Linked DNA regions of Homo sapiens: region 2 is linked to region 1. The links are chromatin loops, found by intact Hi-C in ENCODE. Cell type or tissue: PC-9. All regions are shown on one strand. Links, peaks and the distances in the headings refer to the core of each region. The heading gives the core; the rest is flanking DNA. Region 1 overlaps LOC124907895 (a long non-coding RNA gene). Region 2 has its middle 200 kb from the start of LINC01911.

The links. A loop is a pair of places that touch in the nucleus more often than their neighbours do. Peaks named below come from ENCODE experiments on the same cell type or tissue, not always from the same donor. Only the 100,000 strongest peaks of a DNase experiment are listed, where the experiment ranks them.
Region 2: it touches region 1 in a loop (9-fold over the local background); 3 of 110 quality-filtered maps call a loop at or near these places.

The regions. Positions count from the first base shown.
Region 1 is chr2:146,577,621-146,583,014 of GRCh38, forward strand. The region is part of intron 1 of LOC124907895 (a long non-coding RNA gene); the gene reads right to left. Among named protein-coding and RNA genes, the nearest start is that of LINC01911, 260 kb to the right of the region's middle. In PC-9, for the core only: no CTCF peak of the experiment used is centred there; a DNase peak (open chromatin) is centred at 2,181; H3K27ac peaks cover 349 bases.
Region 2 is chr2:146,631,657-146,637,050 of GRCh38, forward strand. No RefSeq gene overlaps it. Among named protein-coding and RNA genes, the nearest start is that of LINC01911, 200 kb to the right of the region's middle. RefSeq lists an enhancer at 2,196-3,395. In PC-9, for the core only: no CTCF peak of the experiment used is centred there; a DNase peak (open chromatin) is centred at 2,855.

The DNA.
Region 1 (5,394 bases), core at 282-5,281:
GAATTGTTTTACAGCATTCTAATTTGGATCAGTTAACACTTTTTTTTTTTTTTTTTTTTTTTGTAACAGTGTCTCGCTCTGTCGCCTAGGTTGGAGTGCAGTGGCACGATCTTGGCTCACTGTCTCCTCTGCCTCCCGGGTTCAAGCGATTCTCCTGCCTCAGCCTCCCAAGTAGCTGGGACTACAGGCACCCACCACCACGCTCAGCTAATTTTTGTATTTTTAGTAGAGACAGGGTTTCACCATATTGGCCAGGCTGGTCTCGAACTCCTGACCCTGTGATCTGCCCACCTTGGCCTCCCAAAGTGCTGGGATTACAGGTGTGAGCCACCGTGCCCGGCTGTGGATCAGCTAACACTTTCTAGAGTGTTGCAACCACTATAAAATACTGCCTTTAACGAGAGATTATAAGAAAATGAAAAAAAGTTTTAATGTTTTTTAAAATATTGAATATTTGGAAAAATATTATTCTTTATACCAGGCTACCAATACGCAGATGGATGAAGGGAAAACTCCAGACTTAAGAAAATTTTTTCATTGATATTCAAAATTATATCCTAACATGTTTATTCATTTTACAGTGATTTTATTTATTTATTTTTTTCTTGAGACGGAATCTAGCTCTTGTCACCCAGGCTGGAGTGCAATGGCTTGATCTCGGCTCACTGCAACCTCCGTCTCCCGGGTTCAAGCAGTTCTCCTTACTCAGCCTCCTGAGTAGCTAGAATTACAGGCCTGCACCACCATGCCCGGCTAATTTTGTATTTTTAGTAGAGACGGGGTTTCACCATGTTGACCAGGCTGGTCTCGAACTCCTGACCTCAGCTGATCCGCCCACCTCAGCCTCCTAAAGTGCTGGGATTGCGGGCATGAGCCACCGTGCCCAGCTCATTTTACAGTGATTTTAAAACACATATTCCTTGGATAGCTTTCCCAGATATTATCTTTCCTAAGATTTTGTGGCAACTTGTGTGTACTTTTTTCTTCTGGAGAAATGCCTGATTATATGTATATTTTTTTATTTTCATCTTTTTTTTTTTTTTTTGAGACGAAGTCTTGCTGTATCACCCAGGCTAGAGTGCAGTGGCATAATCTCAGCTCACCGCAATCTCCGCCTCCTGAGTTCAAGCGATTCTCCTGTCTCAGCCTCCCAAGTAGCTGGGATTACAGGCATGCACTGCACCTGGCTAATTTTTGTATTTTTAGTAGAGTGGGGTTTCACCATGTTGGCCAGGCTGGTCTTGAAATCCTGACCTCAGGTGATCTGCCTACCTTGGCCTCCCAGAGTGCTGGGATTACAGGCGTGAGCCACCGGCTCGGCCAACCTGATTACATTTTTACATTATATTTTCAAAGATGTTAAGACTCAAGTTTAAATTCAAGTCTTTGATCTCATTTTTAGTGGAAATATATGCATTGTCAGGAAGGCAATATTTAAAACTGCTAACCGTCCTTTACTGTCCCTGGAAATAGATTTTGAGTTTTCCTTGATAATAGTATCCACAAAGGGTGCCAGGAGGACACTGGTGTGATTATAGATGGAAAGAAGAGTCTCAAAGTGAAGAAGGTTACAGTAACAGAAGGCTGAGTGACAGGGTAAACCTTGCCTAGCTCAGAACTGTGCTCAGGGCCTGAGTTGCTTTTGAAACATGATAAAGAACCTAAGTAATTTATTCTGGGGAAAAAAGATCATGCAGTAACTCAATAGTTTAAGTATTTGGTGACTCATTTCCAGGAAGAGACTGTACATTGGACTTTATAGAGAATATCTTAGTAGCAAGACTGATGAAAGCTGATGATACAAACCTGATGAAAGTATAGAGTGTTTCTCAGGGGATGAAGCAGAACTGACATTCACTTACTCTTATCACAATAAACAATTTTCAAATATTTTTTCCCAAAGGGAGGAATTTATAGCTATGAAAGTATATTTAGTTATAGTAAATAATCTTTCTGTAAGCTCTTTAAATGGCCAGCTAATATGCAGAATACGAACTTTTTTGTTAGGATGGAAAAGGTGATATGTCATGGTGTCTGTTTACTTGATTGATAAAATCAATGCAAAAATTCTAGAATGCTACCATATGGTGTTCATTTGTCCCACCCTTCATGGGTTATCTCTACTATTTACCAGCTATACTAGCTAGACTTGGAAATATGCCCATTCCACAAGCATTTGTAACTAGTTGGAATTCCTATCATACCAAAAATTTCACAAAGTGTAAACATGTTATCAAATACTTCTTTGAGAATTCAATAGGCTTTGTTCTATAAAAAATAGTTTTCATAAACCCTTTAGTAGGACATGCCTAAAAATTGTTAAAATACTGTTTTCTAAATTTTAGAATGAAATACAAGTTTCTAAAACACTTCATGAGTTTATCATTTATAAAGATGACTTTATACCTTTAATATTCATAATTGATTTGAGTCTCATAAGGTCCTTGTCAGAGTAGTTAAAACATTTTATCAAGGAGCACATAATATTTTTTTCCATTGGGAATGTGTTTCTACGTCTATATGTAATTTCAGAATCACATGAAAGCTTTATGGCTTTGTGGGTGCCAGCTTAGAACAGTGACTGACACAGATCAAGCTGCTGTTTTACCAGGGAAGAATTATTGGCCCTTGTCTAAGCATGATGGCGTTGCCTGGCAAAATGTTAGCTGCTTCTTTTATCATGTTATTTGTAAGTTAATATTTCAGGATATAATCACGCATCAACAGGCAACAACATTCAAATTTAAAGAAACTCCCGATATACAGAAAAATACACGCAAATATACAAAGCAAGCAAACATCACGCAGATACTTAGGCAAGTGTCAAAAGTTAAGAAAAAAAATCTATACGACAAAATAAACATAATTTAAACAAAATTAAAACCAGCATTTTAAAAAATGATCAAATTCCTATCATCAACATTCAATCTCCATTTTATTTTGTCCATAAAGAAATATCTCATAAATAAAACCTAGAAGACATTTCTTTCCCAAATCTTAAGGCAATAAAACAATTCTCCTGAATCCATTTTTTAATATTATGGTTTCATAAATCAAACACATACACAGCTTTATCCCACTTGGAAGATCATACACAATAAAATCTGTGCAGCTATTCATAAGTGGGTGTAGTACAAAGTCTCAGCCTGATAGCTTCTTTCCAGAATTCTATTATTTTAATCAAAGAAAAGGAATTATACCTCATCTGCCAGTGAATTTCTTCACCTAAAATGCTTTCTGAGCAAACATTAGAAAAACTTCGTTTTAAAAAAGAAATGTTTATGAAGGACGAAACCTACATTAGCAAAACTTCATTTTAAAAAAGAAATGTTTATGAAGGACGAAACCTACATTAGCCATTCTACTTTTAAGTGATCTTTCTGGCCTGCTACCTGCTATTCTCTGCACAATGTATAGATCAATAAGCACACTGTGCTTTGGGATATCTACGGTTTTATTTCCTTCAACTATTATTTGAATTATTTGTTTGTATTTATCTTTCCATCAGTCTTATTATTATGTTACCAAACTGGATTGTAAACTCTTCAAGGACATGTTCTCAAGCTCATATGACCTCATACAGCTTGGTATTCACTACAATTCCCAATATGACTTGTCTGCATTCGATTTACCCCACTTTGGGAAGGTCTTCCAACCTTAACACTGACCCTTGTTATCTGGAAATTTCACTTGTTAAAATCTGCCCCTCACTTCCACTAGTGCATACAACTGTAATGCAGAAGCCTGTCTCTCATACTCAAGTGGGCACTTAAGCTACAAAAACCAGATATTTTGCCCTCAGAAGTTGGACATTTGTAACCGAGGAGTCAGTTTCTGAAAATCTTTAGAACTAAGTCAGTTTAACTACAGTATTTTAGATAAAAAGTCTGTGAGATTTCTAGATTTTCATTCTTGGTTGTTTACCTGCTTCTTGGATTCCTCATCATGGCTCAATATAATTCCATAATTTTTCCTTTTGGGAAGGTGGCTGGAGTTGCTTTCCCTTTCTTTGCGTTTTCAGTTATAATTCTAGGAAACTTAACTAATAAATACATACTCACTAGAATTAGCATCATGAAGGAGTTTCAAAGAAATATAGTCTTTATGCTGGTCATGGTGGCTCATCCCTGTAATCCCAGCCCTTTGGGAGGCCGAGGTGGGCAGATCACGAGGTCAGGAGTTTGAGACCAGACTGGCCAATATGGTGAAACCCCATCTCTATTAAAAATATAAAAAATTAGCCGAGCGTGGCAGCACATACCTGTAGTCCCAGCTACTCAGGAGGCTGAGGCAGGAGAATCATTTGAACCTAGGAGGTGGAGGTTGCAGTGAGCCAAGATTGCGCCACTGCACTCCAGCCTGGGTGACAGAGTAAGACTCTGTCTCAAAAAAAAAAAAAAAAAAAAAAAAAAAAAAAAGAAAAGAAATATAGTCTCTACAACAAATTTTAAGAGAAAAAGTACTGATTTCTTATCAGACCCCTTTGATAAATGAATAAAAACACCCGCCTCTGTATGTATGTATCCTATGAGCAAACCCATTATTACTAAAACATCTCTATGAGTTGTGGGGAATTTTATTACATGCATTTAATCAAAATATTCAATCTGATTAAAATATATTTGAAGAATCCCAGTTACACTTGTGCCAAGCTTTATTTACCTTGAGGTAGGTATGTAAGTTTTTTTGTAGTTTTTTGTTGTTGTTGCTTGTTTGTTCCTAAGTAGAATTCTCAAATCAACATCAAAATAAAGCTGTCTTTTGAAAATAATTTATCGTTCCTAAATTCTTCATTGCATTCTCTATATCATGAAATGTATTTGTGATTAGGAAGAGTCAACATCCTATAAGACATTATATACACCTCCATAATATCTTAAAAAGTAAAGACAATTTTTCCATTAGTGAGTGAGAAAAAAAATAAAGCAATCATTAAGAAGTCATATGGTTTTGGGATTTGGGGGACAAAGACACTTTGAGAGAGCATCTTTCATGACAAAGACTGTTCCTTTTTTTGAGAGGCACACAGAATCTACTTAGTAGAAAAATTATTGACTCATAAGGAAGCCCAAAGGTGGAAACCATTTATTTGTAAATCTATTTCTTGAATGCTTGTTTTTGTTTCTTAAATCAAGTTACTGAAATTGGTATTAAGAAATAAAAAATTATTTAATACACAGTCACTAAGATTATCACTCTATGGAAGAAAACATTTGACGTGTATGTATAAGTTATATAATATATCTAGAATGTTGATGATATAAATAGAAGAGGCATTTTAACGCCTCGTAGTTTCCTGGAAAACAACTTACCATCAAGTGTAGTGATGAAAATAAAACGCCTTAAATTCCCCCATCAACATGTGGCTATGTTAAAATTTTAACGATCAGAACA
Region 2 (5,394 bases), core at 73-5,072, 54 kb after region 1:
TATGTATGGTTCCACATTTTTATTTGTTTCCACATGTGTTAGCTAAAATGAATTGCTGTAATTAGTATAAATTGCAGTATAAGAGAAATAAAGAAGTTAAAGCTATCTTGAGGCCACTATAGCTCAAATTTTGGTCAGGAATGTCCCAATTCCTCTTCTCCACATGGTATCATTAAAACATTACACACTTAATAAACAGAATTTTTAAAGAAATCTAACAGCAAAGTTGATAACATTAATTCTTGATTATAAATCTCATCATAAAATTGTATCAAGACAGTATATCTTTTACTAAACCAATAATATTGAAATATTTGTGAACAGTTCTTTTATAAATTTGAATTATAGATACTTAAGTTTCTATGCCACAAAACCCTCAATAATCCATATTTTAATAATGTTCTAAATGCATATCTCAGTATAAACATATCCCAGTATAAACTCCAAAACTATGTATACTCAAACAAAAAGCAAATGTTGATTTTCAAGCCATAAATTCTGACTGGCAAAAATATAACTTGATTTTTAAAATAATTTCATCTTTACTTTGAGATTCTTTTCTGACTAGTGGCAGAAAAAACAATCTAGGTAACATCAGATAAACTGGATACTCTAGTATTTTTCTTAGCCATTTCAAGTTCGAACTCAGCCAGATAAGATTTCTTTCTTTTCCCTGCCTTCTCCATGGGCTGGACAGTTTAGGTATCCAGGCTTTAATTAACCATGACCTCAAGAGAAGGAGTTGGTTTCTGTTCATGACAGCCTTTTTGGGTTGTAAACACATCTCTACTTCTTAGCTCCTCCATACTGATAATATCAAGCAGTGTCTTAGTTCATTATGAATGTTTTACCAGTATAACATAGACTGGGTAGCTGATAAGTAACAGGAACTTATTTCTCACAGTTCTGGTGGCTAGGCAGTCCAAGACGAAGGTACTGGCAGATTCAGTGTCTGGTGAGGGCCCACTTTTTGGTTCATAGATGGGACCTTCTCACTGTGTTCTCACATGTTGGAAGGGGCAAAGGGTCTCTCTCTCTGGCCTCTTATACAAGGACGCTAATCCATTCCTAGTGGCTTTCCAAAGGCCCCACCTCCTAACACTATCACCTTGGGGGTTGGAATTTTAACCTAGGAATTTGAGGGGACACAAACAGTAAGACCATAGCAACGAGCCTTCAATTAAATAGTCCAACCTGATACTTTCTAGGGCCCTGACTAGCTCACTCACATGCTTTCTCACATTCTGTAAATATTATGTTATTCCCCAGTTATGGGTAATGAAAAAGTCCCTTGTTTACTGTTTTGCACTGTTTCATATAGGAAGTAGATCACATGACCCTTCTATTCTCACAATCTGCAGAATTACCTAGTTTTATCATATTCCTGGAGTTCAGCCTAGAAAAGTGAACATAGCGCCCCGCTTTGGAGACTCTCACTATATGCCCACCAGCACTAGAAATATTTATAAACTGTAAGCAGTTAAACTGGTTCTTAGATTATATTACATTGCAACAGTTGTCATTATTTATGTAGTAAATATACTTATTTATGTAAAACAGAACATATCTAATAAAATAATGTATCACATTGATCAACCAAAGAATCAGTGGGCAATGAGAGTGCCAACAGGTCAGCCTCCAAAGTGAAGGAGTTGCCCAGCACTGGCCAGAGGAATGCATACCTGTCAAGCTAAATCAAGAATCTCATCTGCTTCAAATATTACAGCATGAGGCCATTACACATTTGGATCATGTAACTAATTATCCCTATGCTTATTTTAGACTTACTTAAATAACCCTCTGGCAAGCTAGCTTCCCAAATGATACAGGAAATATACTGGTGAACTCTCATACATTTTATTGTACATGAATATATCAGCATAATTTTATACATCATCCTCTAAAGAGTTTTATTTACATAAGTTCATATTCTCAGTTCTGGTTTATGCCAGGATACTCACAAGAAAGTACCTGCCCTCCTGCCACCACTGGGTTCACAAGACTGAAAAAAGTGGTGAATTTAGTTAGGCAACTGCTGTCTTCTGTGGAATCTTTGTCTCAATGTTCTTTCCTCAAAATTCTACTATATGAATTTTCCAGGTCTATAATATCCTACTAATGTAAAGGCTTTTTACATGATTGTTTTATTTTGTTTTGTTTTTTGTTTTTTTGAGACAGAGTCTCACTCTGTTGCCCAGGCTGGAGTGCAGAGGTGCAATCTCAGCTCACTGCAACCTCCGCCTCCCGGGTTCAAGCAATTCTCTGCCTCAGCCTCCCGAGTAGCTGAGATCACAGGTACCCACCACCAAGCCCGGCTAATTTTTGTATTTTTAGTAGAGACGGGGTTTCACCATGTTGCCCAGGCTGGTCTTGAACTCCTGACCTCATGATCCACCCGCCTCGGCCTCCCAAAGTGCTGGGATTACAGGCATGAGATGTTTCAAGTGATAGCCTTAAGCAGAGCTGCTCCACAATTTTCTTTTATAAAAGATCTCTAAATACAATGCCGGTGGAGAATTTACTAAAAAGCTTGTTATTGGCTGTTTATAAATATTAGCCCAAGATTTATTGCTATTTGTCATATAAATATCTAAAATATTTCATTGTGCTTAGTTTATATCTATAAGTGAGACTTCCTTGTTAAGGAGGTATATTCACACATCAGAGCAGTCAAGGCTCACCTCCGAAAGGAGAGTCATCTGACGTCAAGAAAAAACCAAAAGTAAGTATTGTGAGGGTAGCAGGGAAAGAAAGCCTGGGTAATCCACATACCTGAACGAGTACTTGTCTGCACCTCATATTCAACTAGTGCCAAACAGGAGTCAGTTATTATTGATTCCATAGAGCTGAGTCACATGAAATTCATTCTCTCTGGGATTTGGCCAGAAACAAGGTTTATTAAGCCTTACATCACTTTATTATCCAGGTTAACTCCTCACTCTAAGGGCTAAGAGAGCTTTATTATTAGTTTGCAATTTTGTATGTTTTAAGTGGAATGACATTATTTTGCCCAAGTGAATAAAATGAAGCACAGTAATTGTAATTGCTATTGCCAGACTCCATAGCGAGCCTCGCAGGATTTTCCAAAAGTAAAATGACAATGCATCTTTGTCAACCTGGCCACCAACCCACCACGATGATTTCTGGCATATTTCCAACATTCTCCAACAATTCTTGGGTGTCCCTGCATAAGATATACGACATGTCAAAGTCCAGATTCATTACATTTCTGCTTTTTTTTCTTTAGTACAAGATAATCCTTCATCATTGACTCATTTTTTAACAGAGTGCTCCAGTTAAAAATATATCAAGATCTTGCCACAAGATGTCTTGACACTGACTCATTATTATAGAAAAGAATATGTTCAAGGAAACGAATGGGTAGGATAATGGCCAAGTGACAAAGCACAGCACTATACACATAAGATGGATAGCATTGACATAAGATGATAAACTGGAGTACCTGAACGCTCATGATAATTTAAATTGTATCCGTTTAAGAAAAGTGCAGTTGAGAATTAAAGAGAACCAACACATCATATGAATATAACAAAGTTAATGCCTTAGGCTTACATTACCTGGTCCCCGGCCTAAGAGATAATCTCATCACTCACTGCTAATTTCCCTCCTCACTCCCCTTCGCATTCCTTGGTTTTGTATTTGTATGTGTGCAACATGCACAATATACACACATGAGCACATACTTGTAACCTACCAACTTGACTTCTGACAGTTTCTTGACTACTTCATACTTGTACACATCACTAGCATTTTGTTCTTCTAGTACCGTCTACTCAAAACTTTCTTGTTTCCTTTACTCTTTGTTCTACTAATATAGGCCCAGTATAGATCTTCGTTCTCAGAAATATTTGGTTTACAATGAAATAAACTGGTACAAACTTAAGCCAAAATGTGGATGCCACATATGACATGGCCACTTCTCATAGAACCCAAGCATAGCCATGTGGTAGAAACAAGGTTTAGAATTTGTGTGTGTGTGTGTGTGTGTGTGTGTGTGTGTGTATCAGTTGTGATAGAGCCATCATATAGGAAGGTCCAGTTTCCTCACAATGGAAATGTAGTTTCAAGTAAGCCATATTCAAACTCTGCTTACACTATGCTAAATGACCCCGTCATACATACTTGTGGAGTTGGTATCAATAAATAAAACAAGCTTTATACAAGTAGTATTTAACACTTTTGAGAATAAAAGCATTTCTGCGTCATTCTCTGTAATCCTCAAAGAAAAATGAAAAGAACTCTGAATATCTTTGATTTGAATGTGCCCAGAGATTGATGCAATAGAAATATCAATTGAAATAAAAGAAGCAACAAATAACCTGAGATCAATACGTTATGTCTATTTAGTTTGATTATACCAAAATTTGCTTCAGAATTTCAGAGTTATAGTAATCATATAACGTAACTAGTTAACCCTGTGGTATTGCACATGAGAAAACTAAGGCTAGGTGGGTTTAGTAAATTACATAACCAAATGTACATTACAAAAGCAGTATCTACGTCTAAAAGGGCTCACGTAGACTAAGTAGAGAGAAATTAGGCTCTCGAGAGAAAATTATATAGTTGGCCAACTATGATGAGTTTCTACTCCACTGATTAAGTGCTCTTACTCTAGTTTCTCTTCTATAAAAGCATGGTAATAATATATGCTTCATAGAATATTGTGAGAAATATATAAAATAATATCAAGGAGACTCCTAGCCCAATAACTGGGACAGAACAGGCCTCTTAATAACATCTTCCTCTTCCTGGTTAACTCATATGAGTTTGAATTTAAAATACTATTCTAACTTTATTTACAAATTAGATTAGTGTGCAATGTATCAGATAATTTTGCACTTTTATATTTCCACAGAAAAAGTATATTATTTGGGGTATATGTGTTATGTGTTTTACATAAGTGTTACGTTCCCTCTCTACCTTGCTGTCTTTATCAACAGTATAAATTAAATAACTTTCCATGTAGTTATATTTTGTTCCTTTTAACTATAGCAGAGTATTTTATAGTATGAATATTCTAACATTGTTTAAGCAGTCTCTAATTTATGGACATTTAGATTAATACAGTCTCCCTCACAATATTGTTATAAAGACTGAAATAACTGAAATAATATTGTAAAGTTCTCAGCACAGTAAGCAAATAACAAATGCTTGAAGTTGGTATTCCATGTTCATAATATTATCATAATCAGTTTTAAAATTATTCTCATTACCATTTTCCACACTTTTCCATTTCCCCATATAATTTTTTTAAAAGGCAAACTTTATATCACTTTATTTTTCTTCAGTTCCCTTTAAATTTGCATTTTACTGTAGTTTGATTTCATCCCCATAAAGATTTTACAAAAAATACTTTTACTGAGAACATCAACA